Linked DNA regions of Mus musculus: region 1 is linked to region 2. Evidence: chromatin contacts called from ENCODE POLR2A ChIA-PET data. All regions are on one chromosome and are shown on one strand. Each heading gives the region's core, a stretch centred on a gene start or an enhancer-like site at or near the end of the contact. The rest is flanking DNA. Distances are from core to core; before and after follow the strand shown.

Region 1 (6,730 bases), core at 186-2,685, 300 kb before region 2:
CAGGTACACTGCAGCCCTTGACTCAAAATATCAGAGTCTCCTGGATTTGCTGCCTATGCACGGCAATCCCTTTCTGGATCTGAGGGACTAAGTTCCCCTAGGCCTTATGGAAGTGGAAATTGAGGCACATCCTCCTTGTCCCTTGCCAGGGTCCTTTAGGTTGAATGGGGGTGCCCAATGCGGGGGGGGGGGGAAAGGACCAACACTTCCCTGTCCCCACCAATTCGCATCGCCGGAAACAATGGGCCTGAAAAAAGGTGCCCCAGATAGGTCTGCAGGCGGCAGCGAGTTGATGATTAAGCTGGGAGGTTCTGGCCTAGTGGACACACCTGCGAACCCAGCATCTAAGAGGCTGACACCGGAGTTCCATTGCCTTGAGTTCCCGGGCAGCCTGGGTTACAGTGTGAGATCCTGTCTGAAAACATAAGAAAAAGCCAGGCCGGGCAGGAGAGATGGCTCAGTGGCTAAGAGCACAGACTGCTCTTCCAGAGATCCTGAGTTCAATTCCCAGGAACCACACAGTGGCTCACAGCCATCTGTAATGGCTCTCTTCTGGTGTGTCTGAAGACAGCTACAGTGTACTCATATACATATACAAATAAATAAATCTTTTTTTTTTTAAGTTTAAGAAACAGTCAGGTACTAAGGCAAACGCCTATCAAGTCAGCTCTGGAAGACTGGTGGAGGATGGCAAATTCAACATCGGGCTTGGTTAGAGTACGAGATGCATTGGAGGCTATGTGAGACTTGGCCTCAGAAGAAAATAAAGCTTTCGGGTTCAGAAATCCGATTTGAGCTTTAATTCCAGCACTCGGGAAGCAGTGGCAACCTCGCCTCTATGAGTTCAAGGCCAGCCTGGTCTACACAGTGAGTTCCAGACTAGCCAAGGGAACACAAAACTACTGGCCAATCTTGTAAACAGAAGCAGGGGGACTGTCTCAAGTCCCAGGTAAGTTTGGGCTACATGAGAACCCGTCTCAAAAAGCAACAGAAAAAAAAAATAGTGACAGTTGTCACGCTGGGTGACTAAGACCAGTTTCCCTATTCCTGGGCTTCCTTGTTTGTGTATTTGCGAGACCTAAGGCGGCAGAGCCGCGCTGCAGCACCTCCCACTTAGGCTCCGGTTCAGAACCAAGCAAGGGTTATTTTGTCTGGAGCCTCGTGAGGCCACGCCCCACCGCGCTATTGGTGAAGTTCTTTCCGGTAGGCGAGGCTTTCTCTAACGCCCCGCCCCGCCCCGCCCCTCGATGCTACTGACTTTCTCGCAGGAGCTGATTTTGCCCCCTCAGACCACGCCCTTCACACGCTATTGGCCTGGTCCCTTGTAGGGGGGGGAGCTTTCTATCAGGCCACCGCCCTCGTGGAGCCTTTGGCCTAATTCTCTCAGCAGAACCAGGCTTTTTCAGGCCCCGCCTCCTCAGCGCGCTATTGGTGGAGTCTTCTCCTGAAGGTGTGGCTTTCTCCTCAGGCCATTCCTTCGCCGCGCTATTGGCCTAGTCTTTTCTGGGGTCCCGTTCCCTACTGCTGTGTTTGCGGAGTCTCTTCCGGTAGGTGCGGTCTTCTCCTCAGGCCCCGCCCTCCAACCGTCCTATAAGTGCGACGCAGCTGCGGGTCCCCAGCGGTCTTCCGTCCTGTTGTCCCGCTTGTGTGTGTACGTAGTTCGAGCCCGCTGCGTTCGCAGTCTCTAGCTCTTTCTTTTCGCGGGTTCGAGCACCTGGCCGATCTCTTTTTTGGGTTCGCGACCGTCACCGCAATGCTGTTCGATAAGGTGAAGGCGTTCGTAGTAGAGATAGACGGGGCGCGCACGGGCACCGAGCCCGTGTTCCACGGAGGCCAGGCCGTGGCAGGCCGGGTACTGTTGGAGCTTGCGGGCGCGGCACGCGTGGGCGCGCTCAGGCTGCGCGCTCGGGGCCGCGCGCGCGCGCACTGGACGGAGTCGCGCAGCGCGGGCTCCAGCACTGCTTATACTCAGAGTTACAGCGAGCGCGTGGAAGTCGTGAACCACCGCGCCACGCTGCTCGCGCCAGGTACGGGCTGGGGACCTTTTGGGGCGCACCGAGCATGCGATTCCCAGGCCTACGTCCGCTGAGCCCCGGGTCTTGTTCCTAGACTCGGGGGATATCGCCACGCTTCCCGCTGGACGCCACGAGTTTCCCTTCAGCTTCCAGCTGCCTATGTAAGCCCCACTGTCGCCTTCTGGCTGGGCATCTAGGGTTCCCTCAGCCCTGACTTCTCGGGACATCCCTCTTGTATGCCCTTCACCCCACTATCTCCTGATAGTGATCCTCTGATTACCCACTCTTGCCACCCCAGCTCCCTGGTGACATCCTTCGAGGGCAAACACGGCAGCGTCCGCTATTCCATCAAAGCCACTCTGCACCGGCCATGGGTCCCTGCACGCTGCGCCCGGAAGGTGTTCACTGTCATTGAACCTGTGGACATAAACACACCTGCCCTGCTGGCAAGTGGCTGCCCCATGGGGGTTGGGGTCCAGCCTGGCTGCTTGACACCTTTTAGATTTGAGGGTCTCAAATGACCTCTGTAACAGGGAGCCAGGAGTTAGTGGTGAGTTTAAAACCCACTATAGGTAAGTGCAAATTCTGAGGGTGCTCACCTGCTGTGTGCCTCTGGGAAGGTATCTTGCTCTTTCCCAGCCTCAGATACCCCATTTGGAAAGCAGGATATGATAGGGCTATTTTTGTTTTTGTGTTTGCTTTTGTCTTTACTGGTTTTGGGTTTTGCTTTATTTCTTTTTCTTTTCTTGTTTGTTTTTGTTTTTTGTTTTGTTTTGTTTTGGTTTTTTTGAAACAGGGTTTCTCTGTATAGCCCTGGATGTCCTGGAACTCACTTTGTAGATAAGGCTGGCCTCGAACTCAGAAATCTGCCTGCCTCTGCCTACCAAGTGCTGGAATTAAAGGCATGTGCCACCACTGCCCGACTTTTTTTTTTTTTTTTAATTTTAGAAAGGTCTCTCTCTGTGTAATCCTGGCTGGTCTGAGATTCACTGAGTAGACCAGGCTGGCCCTAACTAAGCCCATAGAAATATACCTGCTGGGACTAAAGATAGGTGCCACCACATCTAGTCTTGTTTTTATTATTTATTTACTTATTTTGTTTTTTTCAAGACAGGGTTTCTCTGTGTAGCCCCGGCTGTCCTGGAACTCACTCTGTAGACCAGGATGGCCTTGAACTTAGAAATCTGCCTGCCTCTGCCTCCCAAGTGCTGGGATTAAAGGCGTGCGCCACCACGCCTGGCTTATTTTTAATTTTTATTCAACTTTTGGCTTCCTAAGATAGGGTTGGCCAGGCAGTGGTGATGCACGCCTTTAAGGCAGAGGCAGGTGGATTTCTGAGTTCAAGGCCAGCCTGGTCTACAAAGTGAGTTCTAAGACAGCCAGGGCTACACAGAGAAACCCTGTCTCGAAAACAAACAAGCAAACAAACAAACATAAAAAGAGACAGGGTTATGTTATTTGGGGGTATCTGGTCAAAACTTAAAACAGCCCGCTTGTCTCAGTCTTTCTATAAGACTCAGGTCTCCAAGTGCCCAGTGCTCAAAATGACCCTTGGTGTGCCCAGTGCTCAAAATGCACTTGGTGTCTCCCTAGGAACCCCAGGCTGGAGCCCGGGAGAAGGTGGCACGATCCTGGTACTGCACACGTGGCCTCGTGTCCCTCTCGGCCAAGATTGACCGCAAAGGCTACACTCCAGGTAACATGGGGAGCTGTGTGCAGCTGGAATGGGTAATCGGTAGTGGGGAAACTGAGGCAAGCTGCTGTCTGCTGTAGGCGAGGTCATCCCTATCTTTGCGGAGATTGACAATGGTTCCACGCGAGCTGTGCAGCCCCGTGCTGCCCTAGTACAGACACAGACCTTCATGGCCCGAGGTGCCCGCAAGCAGAAGCGTGCTGTGGTGGCCAGTGTGGACGGGGAGCCTGTGGGCCCGAATCGCCGTGCGCTGTGGCCCGGTCGTGCGCTGCGTATCCCCCCGGTGGGCCCGTCCATCTTGCAGTGCCGCGTGCTTAGTGTGGACTACTCACTCAAGGTACCCAGGGCTCCCTTACATCCTGTCGTCCAAACCAAGGGGGAGGGCACAGGTGGGCTGGTAGCCCACTTCGCTGCTGCTCCCTTCAGGTCTTCGTGGACATTCCAGGCTCGTCCAAGCTGCTGCTGGAGCTGCCTCTGGTCATAGGCACGGTCCCCCTGCATCCTCTGGGCAGCCGCTCCGCTAGTGTGGGCAGCCGCGCCAGCTTCCTGCAAGACTGGGGCCTGTGCACCATGATGGATCGGCCAGAGGGTGAGCTTAGCCAACTGGCAAGGGATGTGGGCGGGCAGAGCCACGGCCCAGGCCTGGTCCTTTGTCCAAGGGGTCTCTATACAAGCAGGGACTAATCCCAGGCACCAATCAAACCTGCACCAAGGGCTAAGGAGTCAGCTCAAGGCCAGCTTCCAGTACTTAATAATTTAGAAGCCAGCCCGGGCTTCAAGAGACCTGGACTTCAAAGCCAAGCCAAATCAGGGTGTGGAAAGACAGGCCTATAATGCCAGCAAGCATCCGGAGGGCAGCCTGCTCTACACCAAGATCCTGGCTCAAAAAAGCACAAAGAATCAGTATTCAAAACTAAAAGTCCAGGATGACAGTTTGAGGCAGGAGGATTGCTACAAATTAGATGTTAGCCTGAGCAAGAGGAGCTGTCCCCAGAGGAAAAGGGCTCAGTTGTCACCATGTTACAACCACGGGTCTCCCAGAGCCTCACTCACTGTCTTTCCTTTGCAGCCCCACCTGAGTACTCCGAGGTGGTGAGGGAGAGCCAGCTGGTATGTGCGTCACCGGGGCCCTCCTCCCTCCTACACGACCTAGGTGTGACCACAGAAGGGCCCTACTTTGCCTGTCTCCAGGAGTTCCGCTACTGCCCGCCTCCTCTGTACTCCGAGGTAAGCTGCCTGCACCCTCTCTTGCTTCAGTAGCCTGTTTGGTGATATGCTGATGGGGGCAGGGTGTGGTGACACAGGCCTGTTGTCCCAGTCCTTGGGAGGCTGAGGTAGAAGAATCATAAGATCCAGGTGACACTCTCCTCGGGACCCCTGACTGACTGCTTGATCTGAAGGGGTTGGGGTGTTGGGGCACACAGTGTGGCTCACTAGGGCTCTTTCTGTCAGGAGGACCCTAACCCACCCTCAGAGGCTGTGAGGCCACGCTGCATGACCTGCTGATCCATGGGCTGACAACTTCGGTACCAGGTTCACACTCTTTGGCCATGAAGTCCCGCCATCTGCTTTGGGAACACAGGGTTAAATGAGGCAATGTGTCTCCCAACATTGCAAAGGAGCAGCATGGCTTCCAAGGACAGTCCATCTTCTCAAAGCTTCTGGTTCTCTGCGTTTAGACCCACCAACGAGGCTGTGGAGCAATGCTCGGCTCCTCTAGGGAACTGTAGTTTGGGAGAGATGAATCTAGGAATGGACACTTCCAGTCTCAAGGAACCAGAACCAGCTAGAAGTCCAGAGGGGAGACAGAAGACTTCCAAAGGGCATTTCGGCTGAGGCTTTGAGATATGAACAGGAGCTCAGCAAGCAGACAAGCACAGAGGAAATGGTCAGAGCAGATAGCGCCCATTCCTTCTTCCTACGGTTGGGAGCCCAGGCATTAAGGTGTCTTAGACATGGCCTCACTGTGAGGTTAGCAGGGCAGAGGGCTCAGGGACAGACACAAAGGAGAAGTCATTGGGACCTGAAGGTCCAGAGGCTCCAGCTTTTGTGAACTGGTGGCCCAGGTGAACCCAGAGCTGCAGTTGTGATCTGCCATGTTCAGAACCTGCAGCCTCCCTCAGGGGTCAGGATACAGACAAGTACATCGCAAGGAGAACAGGCAACTGGGGCAGCTGGGGACATCACAAGGAGAACAGGCAACTGGGGGCAGCTGGGCAAATCCCCCACATCCCAGACCTGCCAGGGACTTGCCATTTCAATGGTCTGAAGAATTGTTCACTTTTATATATTAAATAAATAAAAATGGGAGGAAGACACTGGGCCGTCTTTTCATTTGTTCATGACAGCTATAAGCCAGCACAGCTCTGACCCCTTCCTGGGAGGATCACTAGGACCCACGTCTGCCTCACTATTTATCTTTTTAAAGTTTTAGAGTAACTTCCCCAGCCCTGGGTGTGGTATCTGCATGTGATCCCCAGATCCCCTCCCTGAGGCACAGCACATATGGTTGTCACCAGCGCATAAATGCAGACAGTTAAAAACTGGCTGAATAGGCTGGAGAGATGGCTCAGAGGTTAAGAGCACCAACTGCTCTTCCAGACATCCTGAGTTCAATTCATGGTGTCTCACAACCATGTAATGAGATCTAACGCCCTCTTCTGGTGTGCCTGAAGACAGCTACGGTGTACTCATATACATAAAATATAAATAATTCTTTAAAAAAAGAAAAACCTGGCTGAGCACTCAGGAGGTTGAGGCAGGAGGATTTCCATGAGTTCAAGCCCAATCTGGGCTACCTAGAGAGATGGTAGTGATGACAACTGATAATAATTAGATTACAGTAATCAATTATTTAATTCCATCACTGGGAAGCAGAGGCAGGAGGATCTCTGGAAGTCCCAGACAAGCCATGTGGGGAGAACAAAATAAACTACAGTCTTAAGTGGCGTTGGTCTCCAGAGCCCCAAGGTGAGGTGGGACCCCGAGGTAGTCCAGATGCCCCTCCAGAGCCCCGCACAGC
Region 2 (7,821 bases), core at 5,184-7,683:
AGAGTTCTGAGCCACCTGGCTCCACCTACCTTCTGGGACCTGATACCAGGTCTTCACATATGCCCCACACACTGGTCCCCCAGGGTACTCTCACAGATCAGGCCTCAGAGCTGCCTGGAGTTTCTGCTATGGCCTCCTCTGGGCCCCACTCCTCCAGCTTGGCTTTCCCTGTTCAATGTATCTCTTCCATGGGCCATACCAATGACTCTTAGCACTGAGAAAGCTTCATCTTCAAGAGGCCACAGGCCGCCGGGTGTGGTGGCACACACCTTTAATCACAGCACTCAGGAGGCAGAGGCAGGCGGATTTCTGAGTTCGAGGACAGCCTGGTCTACAAAGTGAGTTCCAGGACAGCCAGAGCTATACAGAGAAACACTGTCTCGAAAAAAAAAAAAAAAAAAAGAGGCCACAGGCCTCTGCCTTCATGAGGCTTCCTTCCCTAGGACACCTTCACCCAGAGCACATACCAGCCTGCCTCTACTCAAGGTCCACAGCAGCCATCCCTAGGGTCATGTACCACACCTAGAATACATGTCTGATCAATGAGCAGGGAGACCTGAGGGGTATAGTGTGGGAGGTGCAGCAATCAAAATGAAAAGCTTCCCATCCTGGGGTATTCAGTGGTCACTGCCTGCCTGGCATGCTCTAGTGCACCGGTTCCATCCCTAGAACTGCAAAGAAAAACCTGAGGGGTTGGGATGGCTCTCAGCAGCTGCAGAGCACTGTCAGCTCTTGCAGAAGACTCAGTTCCCAACACCCACATGGTGGCTCACAATCAAGAATGCAGGTGGAATGTACAAAGAAATATCCATTCATACAAAATAAAAATTAAAAAGCAAAATGGAGCAACCAGGATTGGGCTGGGCTGCAGTTCAGTGGAGGCCAAGCACACAGACTCTGAGGCTTAAGGGATGATAACCTGTTTACTTAGTACTAGGGAAGACAGAGAGACAATACTGCATGTGTGTCTGGAGTGTAGAGTGGTTAAGGATGCCCCTTGTACTACAAAGACAGTCACGACTGTCTTCTGTGAGCCTTCCCTCCATGCTGGCTGTGCACATAGTTAAAAGGAGACAAGGTTTCCCACATTCTTCAAATAGACACCCAGAGACTCCCGATCACTATAATGCCAGCCCCTACCCTGAACCTTTCGGCCTAGTGACTCAGTGAGGAGCTACATCTCCCCTTTGGCCAGAGAGGCTCCTGTCTGCAGGACATCATAAGAGCACAAGGCTGTGACACTGAGTGTGAGACAGTCTCCTCAGGATGGCCTATTTGGACACCAGCTTTTCTTTTTATTGAAAGGTGACACAACAACTGGGTGTGGTGACAAACACCTGTCACCCAAATACTTGTGAAGCAGAGGAAAGGGCCAGCCTGTGCTACATGTGCTACATAACACCTATCTAAGAGGAGGAAAAAGAATAAAAACAGAAAAAAAATATTCATCTGCCATAGCTGCCTTCTGGTAGGAAGTCACTTGGGGGCACTCTTGAGTGACCCATGGGACTGCAGAGCTGACAAAAAACCAACTTGTGTGGCTCAGAGCACCCAGGTCAACCAGTAGCAGGACTCCTGTGTGTGCCCTGCTAGCCCCATCCCTGGGTCTCCTGTGAGTTTGGCTTGGGCCTAAGGACTAGCAAAGTATGCAGGGAAAAGTAGCCATGTTTTCCGTGCTGGGTAGTTCCTCCCTCAAGGACGCCAGGATGTCACAATCTCCGTGTGCTGTCAAAACTGCTTGCAGGGTGATGAACTCTGGCCTGCAGATGAGTCAACAGAGGGGTGGGTTCTGAGTGCCTGCTGTTTACACACAGTCACCGTGGCCACAGCAAGGAGGCCGGAAGCACAGTCAAGGGTCACAGTAGCTAGGGAGAAGCTTGGTCCCCAGTACACATACCCGTCACCCCCCCAAGACTCCAGCTTCTTGTTCAAGGCCTTGGAGAGGCTTAGCCTCAGAACTATCCTTGCAACACACGCAGGAAACCCATTCTCCAGCAGGCCCAAGGCAAAAGGCTGCCACATTCCTGATGCCCATACTAGCATGCTCTACTCTGCCTGGTAGAGCCACAGTCCTTCTGAGGCCGTGATGCCTGGCTCCTGAGCCACCTCCCTGCTTGGAGGTCCTGAGAAGTAACTTGGCCTCTAAAACCACCACCCATGACTTCACCTGAAGACTGGACACTGCTCCCCTATGGGGCTGACTGGGATGGATGGCAGGAACAAGCAGGGCACAGCAGACACTGAGACTAGCCCCTCAGTCACTGAGTGTGCTCTAAGGGTACTAGCAGACTGGTCTGAGTCCTCTGTGCACTGAGGAAGCTGGGGAGGAAGGGGATGATATGCTGCTTCAAGGTTCATCTGCCTCAGAACAAAGTGGGAGCCACTAGTCCATTCTGACCAGGGCAGGGTCCTGGTAATTCCGAAAGGCTGGGATCCCCAGTGGTATAGCAGCCACACCAGAAAGGTGCAGGCTTAACTAAGGCCTCCTGCCCAACTCCCAGATGTCCCCTGTGGTGTAGGACAGAGAGCCAGGGCATCCTGCTCTCCTCCCGGCACCCTCTGGCCATAGTAGCACGCACTTTGCTCCCTACTGACACCCACCCTGCTGGATCTCCCACGTCCATCTCTGCTCTCAAGGATTCTAAAACATCAGGTGTAACATGAGGTGTATCTCGGTGCCTGTGAGCCCAAAGGCCAGCACTATGCAGGCAGGGAAGGGGTGGTTTTTTGTTTTGTTTTTTTTTCTTTCCAGGGGGGGGGCAGTGGTTAAGGACAGGCCCAGAAGGCAGCTTCCTACTGGCAAGTGACAAGTGTCCAGGGATATGAGGCCACAGCAGAATCCAGACAAGTCACTCTTGGTAGAGACTCTGAAACTGAAGAAGGGGGAGGTTGACCCTTGCTGGCCCACAGATGCTCAAGGTTCTTAACCCTGCTAGAACCTTCAATTTTCCCTGACCTCTCCATGCCTCTCCACCAAGGGCAAGGTGAGGGCATGGGGCCACAGAGCCACCTACCTAGCAATGAACTACAATGGGGTAGGTGGAGGCAGGGTTCCCACCTCATGGCTCTCAGGGAACATGCCCCTCTCTCTCTCTCTCTCTCTCTTTTTTTTTTGTTTTTTGTTTTTGTTTTTTCGAGACAGGGTTTCTCTGTATAGCCCTGGCTGTCCTGGAACTCACTTTGTAGACCAGGCTGGCCTCGAACTCAGAAATCCACCTGCCTCTGCCTCTGCCTCCCGAGTGCTGGGATTAAAGGCGTGCGCCATCACACCTGGCTGGGAACATGCCTCTCAATAGCAACTGGCTGTCCTGGAAGGTAGAGGGGACCATATTTCTTCATGTGTCCTAGAAGTCACACCCACAGAGTCCCAAAACACACAGATGAAGTGTCACATCAGCACCAGTTTGGTTTGAGAACTCTTTTAGGTTGTTTCTTTGAGAAAAGGTCTCATATAGGCCAGACTGGCCTTGAATTCCAAACCCTTCTGCCTCATCCTCCCCAGCCCTGGACCCACAGGCAGTTCTCCTGCATTGTATTTATCAGTATTATTTTTATGTTAGAGGTCCAGGTGGGATGGGCTCCAGCCATGCCTATGGCTGTACCTTGAACTGACATGGCATTCTGTGCCAGTACAGGCAAGCGCACACTTCCCTCCCCTCAACATGTGTAGCTCTTCACCAGGTTACACAGACCCTTTCCACAGCCCGTTCCCTTCCAGGCCCTGCTCTGGCTACACCTGAAGCTAAGAAAAAGCTCCTGGCAATTCAAACTAAAATATAGGATGATGCTGGGGCTTGACAGTCAACAGGGAAGTTAAGGTTAGAAGGTCCTGAGTTCAAGACCAGCCTGGGATACAGAAGAGGTAAAGCAATCTAAAAACAACAACAACAACAACAACAACAACAAAACCCCAACAACAACAGAGAAACTCTGTCTCGAAAAAAACAAAACCAAAAAATAAATAAATGAAAGCAAGTAGCTGGGAAGTAGTGACATACAACTTTAATCCCAGCATTCAGAGGTAGAGGCAGGGAGATCTCTGAGTTCCAGACCAGCCTTGTCTACAGAGCGAGTTCCAAGACAGCCAGGGCTACACAGAGAGACCCCATCTAGAAATACGAAACATAAAAGAGCTGGTGGCACTGCTCAGTGGTAAGCAAGTGCCGGGCAGACTCAAGACCTAACTGCTGGAGAAGCAAAAGAGACTAACTTGGACAGGTTGCTTTTTAATGTGGCACCAACTCAAAGCAGGGACAAGAGGTAGTGCTGGCCCTGTGAGCATCAGCTGATATCCAGTGCCTTTCTAGTTACTCAAGTTTCTCCAAGTCCCTTCCCCTGGTTCACCATTCCAAACCTGTCCTCTCCTGCCACCAGAGCTAACACTGTCTCAGCTCAGACCCCTCCACACTCAGAGAGTAAGAGTAAATCCAAGTTAGGTGCTGTGGCACACACCTTTAACCTAATAAAGGTGGCAGGTAGATCTCCGAGAGCTAGAGACCAGTATGTTCTACCTGGCAAGATCCAGGACAACCAGGATTACTTAAAAAACAAGAAACAGAGCCGGGCCGTGGTGGTACAGAGAAACCCTGTCTCAAAAAAACAAAAACAAAACAAAACAAAACAACCCCAAGAAACAAACTATATGCGTCTCTGAAGCTGGGCTGGTGGTGGTTCCTGCCTGCCACCTTGGCACCTAGAGTCAAGAGTCATGGGTTTGACAGCAGCCTAGGATAGAGTGAAGCTCTGATGCTGACCACAGATTACACTCCAAAGTCGCCTTGCCAGTAAGTGCCCTGTCAGCTTTCCAGATAAACACAGGTTTGGACTGTCCCAAAACTGAATGCTGTCAGCCACAAGACACAGAGTCCCTTATGGTTGGTAGTCAAACAGCTAGACACAACTGGCTTCCTCAGGGCCCGAGCACAGTGGCCTGCAATTCCACAAGTGCCCTCACAAGAGGAAGACCAGGCTTCGATAGGGGATGTAATGCACAGCAAAATTAAAAATAACAGTATGACAGCGGTGCTGGAGAAGGCTGTAGGGGTGGCAGAGCAAGGGCCAGCGACTGCCACCAGGTACCAAGTTCACCTGACAGCAGTGACTCATGCTCTGGCCCAGCTGTTTCTGAGAAAAGCCCTGGTTCTCCAGGACTAGTCAGAATGGCCCAAGGGGAAAGACTACAGGTTGGAATTCTAACCAGGAAGAGTGGCTGGGCTGGTCACTCAGTGGCTGCCACCCAAATCCTCACCACCTCTTCCTTCTCACCTGCAGGGGCACTTTCTGCCCCTTTTGACAAGGGAAGAAGGACTTTTTCCAAAGAGATTCAACCTGTTCTAGGAAGGAAAAAACTAAAACCCGGGCACGGGCAGGAAGTGGCTCAAAGAAGTGAAGGGAAGACATGCAGGAAGAGGTAGGCTCCCCAGATCACTGAATGGGGAATAAATTCCTGGCTTGGCCAATGGTGCAGCACATGTCCTGGGCAGGAAGAAAACCACATTCTTTCCTAGTTACTCTCTGTTCACTCGACCGCGTCAACACCCCCCGAGCCAGCACAGGCAAACACACATCCCAGACACAGACTCAACACCCCAGTCACTTTAGTAAGATGAACCCTCAAGCCACTTCCCCTGGGGTCCTGCAACTTCTGTCTCAGTGGATGGATGCAGGGTGATACCGTGGCTTGGGTGGGGCATCAAGGTGTGACCCAGAGTGAGGCACAGGAAAGAGGGACACAGCCAGGATCCCTAACCCCACTCCCAAGCCAGGAGGCAGTACCAAAAAGCCTGGAATTTCTCCCAGATGAAGAGTGGAAAATGGAGAGACCAAGTGTGGTGGCTACAGTTGCCTCCTGCTGAGTGCCCAGGGGAGGAAGCCCCCATGGCTAACACAACCACCTCCGTCGGTGAGAAAAACACAACAGCCTTGTCCAAAATATCCAGGGAAACAGGGTTACAAGAGTGGCAGGATCTGGGGCCAGGCAGTAAGTTTCTGTCAAACTACCCCTTCTATGAGTGGATCCAAACACACCTGTCATCCCAGCACTTAAGAACCTAAGGCAGGAGGATGGCCGTCAGTTCAGGGACAACCTGAGCTACATAGAAAGGACCTATTTTTAAAAAAAGAGACAAGAGTAGAGCCAACCTGAAGGATGTCACTGGGGCTGGTCAAGGTATCGCCAGGTGTGGACGCGCGGCCTTGTCCCCCACAGGTCCCCGCAAGTGTCTCCCCACGGCGCAGCCTACCCGCCAGGACGCCGCAAAGCTCACCTGGTGGGCCCGGTAGCTTTCAAAAGCCTTCAAAGCACTGTCGGTGAGCTTCACGTGGAACACCGACACCCTGCTGCCGTCGCTCACGCGCCCACACGACAACCCGTAACTCCTAGCCTCCTTCAGCGCCGCCATCTTGCAACCATCACTCCCCCGCCCCCCTCCTCAGCGACTGCGCCCGCACGCCGGCCTGACCCGCCCCGCCCCGCCGCGCCGCCCGCCGACGTGCTGCATTATTCATGAGGCCAGCATAGCCACGCCCCACTCCGGGCGCGCGTGCCTTCTTTGACAGAGCTGAGGAACATTTTGCCTCGGGCCCGCACAGATGGCCACGCCCCCAAGCACTTACAGGCCCGCTCTCGGGACCGGAGACTGTGAGTCTTGCTGTATTATTCAAGAAGAGAGGTTAGCCACGCCTTCCCGCGCGCTCCAAACCCGCCTTCAAAAACTAACCACAGCGCAACTGGCCACTCCCTAAGGGTCTCGCGAGGCCAGTCATAGCCTTAAAACAGCTCTTCAGAGCTCTCTAAGAAACTTCCCTCCCTTGCAAACAACTCCCATGCGCGTGCGCCAGTTCACAGACAGGCTCCTCCTACCTGACGACTCCTCCTGCATTATTCATGAGACGAAGGCAGCCTCGACCCCAAGACTGCAGGAAACCCATCCTCATCCCAAACCCAGCAAAGCCCTCTCAGCCTCGCGACCTGTCGCGTGAGTGTGTTATTTATGAGAAACTGGCCGTGATCTCCGACGTGTTGGTAGACTGCCAGGCCGCGACGACGAACACGTTTGTTCGCAGTTGCCAGCCAGATCTAGATGGTCACTCATATGCAGCGAGCCCACCCCGCCCCCAGTGAAAAAAAAATCACCTTAAAGAAACATATTTAGCCACGCCTACACGCGTTGAAGCCCGCCTCCTCTACCAGCCCTATGCCACGCCCCCAAACGCCCATGGAACCCTGCGTCACCGAGGAACTGCTCCCCAAGCGCTCCGCGTTTGGCCACGCCCCCAAACTCCCGTAAAGCCCGCCTACCGACTTGCTGTATTATTCATGAAGCAGGCGTGGCCACTCCCCCACCCCGTGCTTGCTGATTTTCCCAGACCACCGCTTGCCCGCCAAACGCCCAACTGATACGCCCCCCGCAGTCGCAGGGTCTGCCCTACTTCAGTTCATGCACTGGGCTACATAGTCAGACCCCAAGCTCCCGAGGCCCTCCCCAGAAGCCTCAGCCGCTGGGCAAGCTGAGTTATTCAGGAGTTGCCGCTGCCGCGTTTCAAAAACCAATTTTCAAGGGTTTCCCACCCAACTGACTTAAGATCCCTGACCGCTTGACCGACGTGGCCTATTCCCCACCCGCTCATAAGTATAAGAGCTGACGGTTCCATCTTTCCAAGCTCCTAACCTCGCCGCTACATGTGTTACTCATGAACCCTTAACACTTGAACTTGGGCCTTTCAGCTTGATATTTATGCTTTTTTTCCGCGTTCCTTGGGTGGAGTCTAGGCACAGCTCTCCAGAGGGTCAAGTGCCAGGCCTGCTCGCACCAGGACGGA

The links. ChIA-PET counts read pairs that join two places held with the same protein, here RNA polymerase II (POLR2A).
Region 1: POLR2A ChIA-PET joins it to region 2 with 14 read pairs in embryonic stem cell. The contact joins the promoter of Arrdc2 here to the promoter of Ell in region 2. POLR2A ChIA-PET finds 5 or more read pairs at or near these places in 4 of 5 experiments (Patski and embryonic stem cell).

Annotation. Positions count from the first base shown.
Region 1 is chr8:70,834,425-70,841,154 of GRCm38, reverse strand. Arrdc2 (arrestin domain containing 2) reads left to right here and starts at 1,435. Exons shown (of 8, transcript NM_027560.1): 1 at 1,435-2,027; 2 at 2,110-2,176; 3 at 2,314-2,461; 4 at 3,609-3,711; 5 at 3,789-4,045; 6 at 4,135-4,297; 7 at 4,778-4,935; 8 at 5,161-6,017. The coding sequence starts at 1,754. The coding sequence ends at 5,214.
Region 2 is chr8:70,538,287-70,546,107 of GRCm38, reverse strand. Ell (elongation factor RNA polymerase II) reads right to left here and starts at 6,433. Exons shown (of 12, transcript NM_007924.2): 1 at 6,267-6,433. The coding sequence starts at 6,401. Gm51534 (a long non-coding RNA gene) reads left to right here and starts at 6,579. Exons shown (of 2, transcript XR_003947400.1): 1 at 6,579-6,640.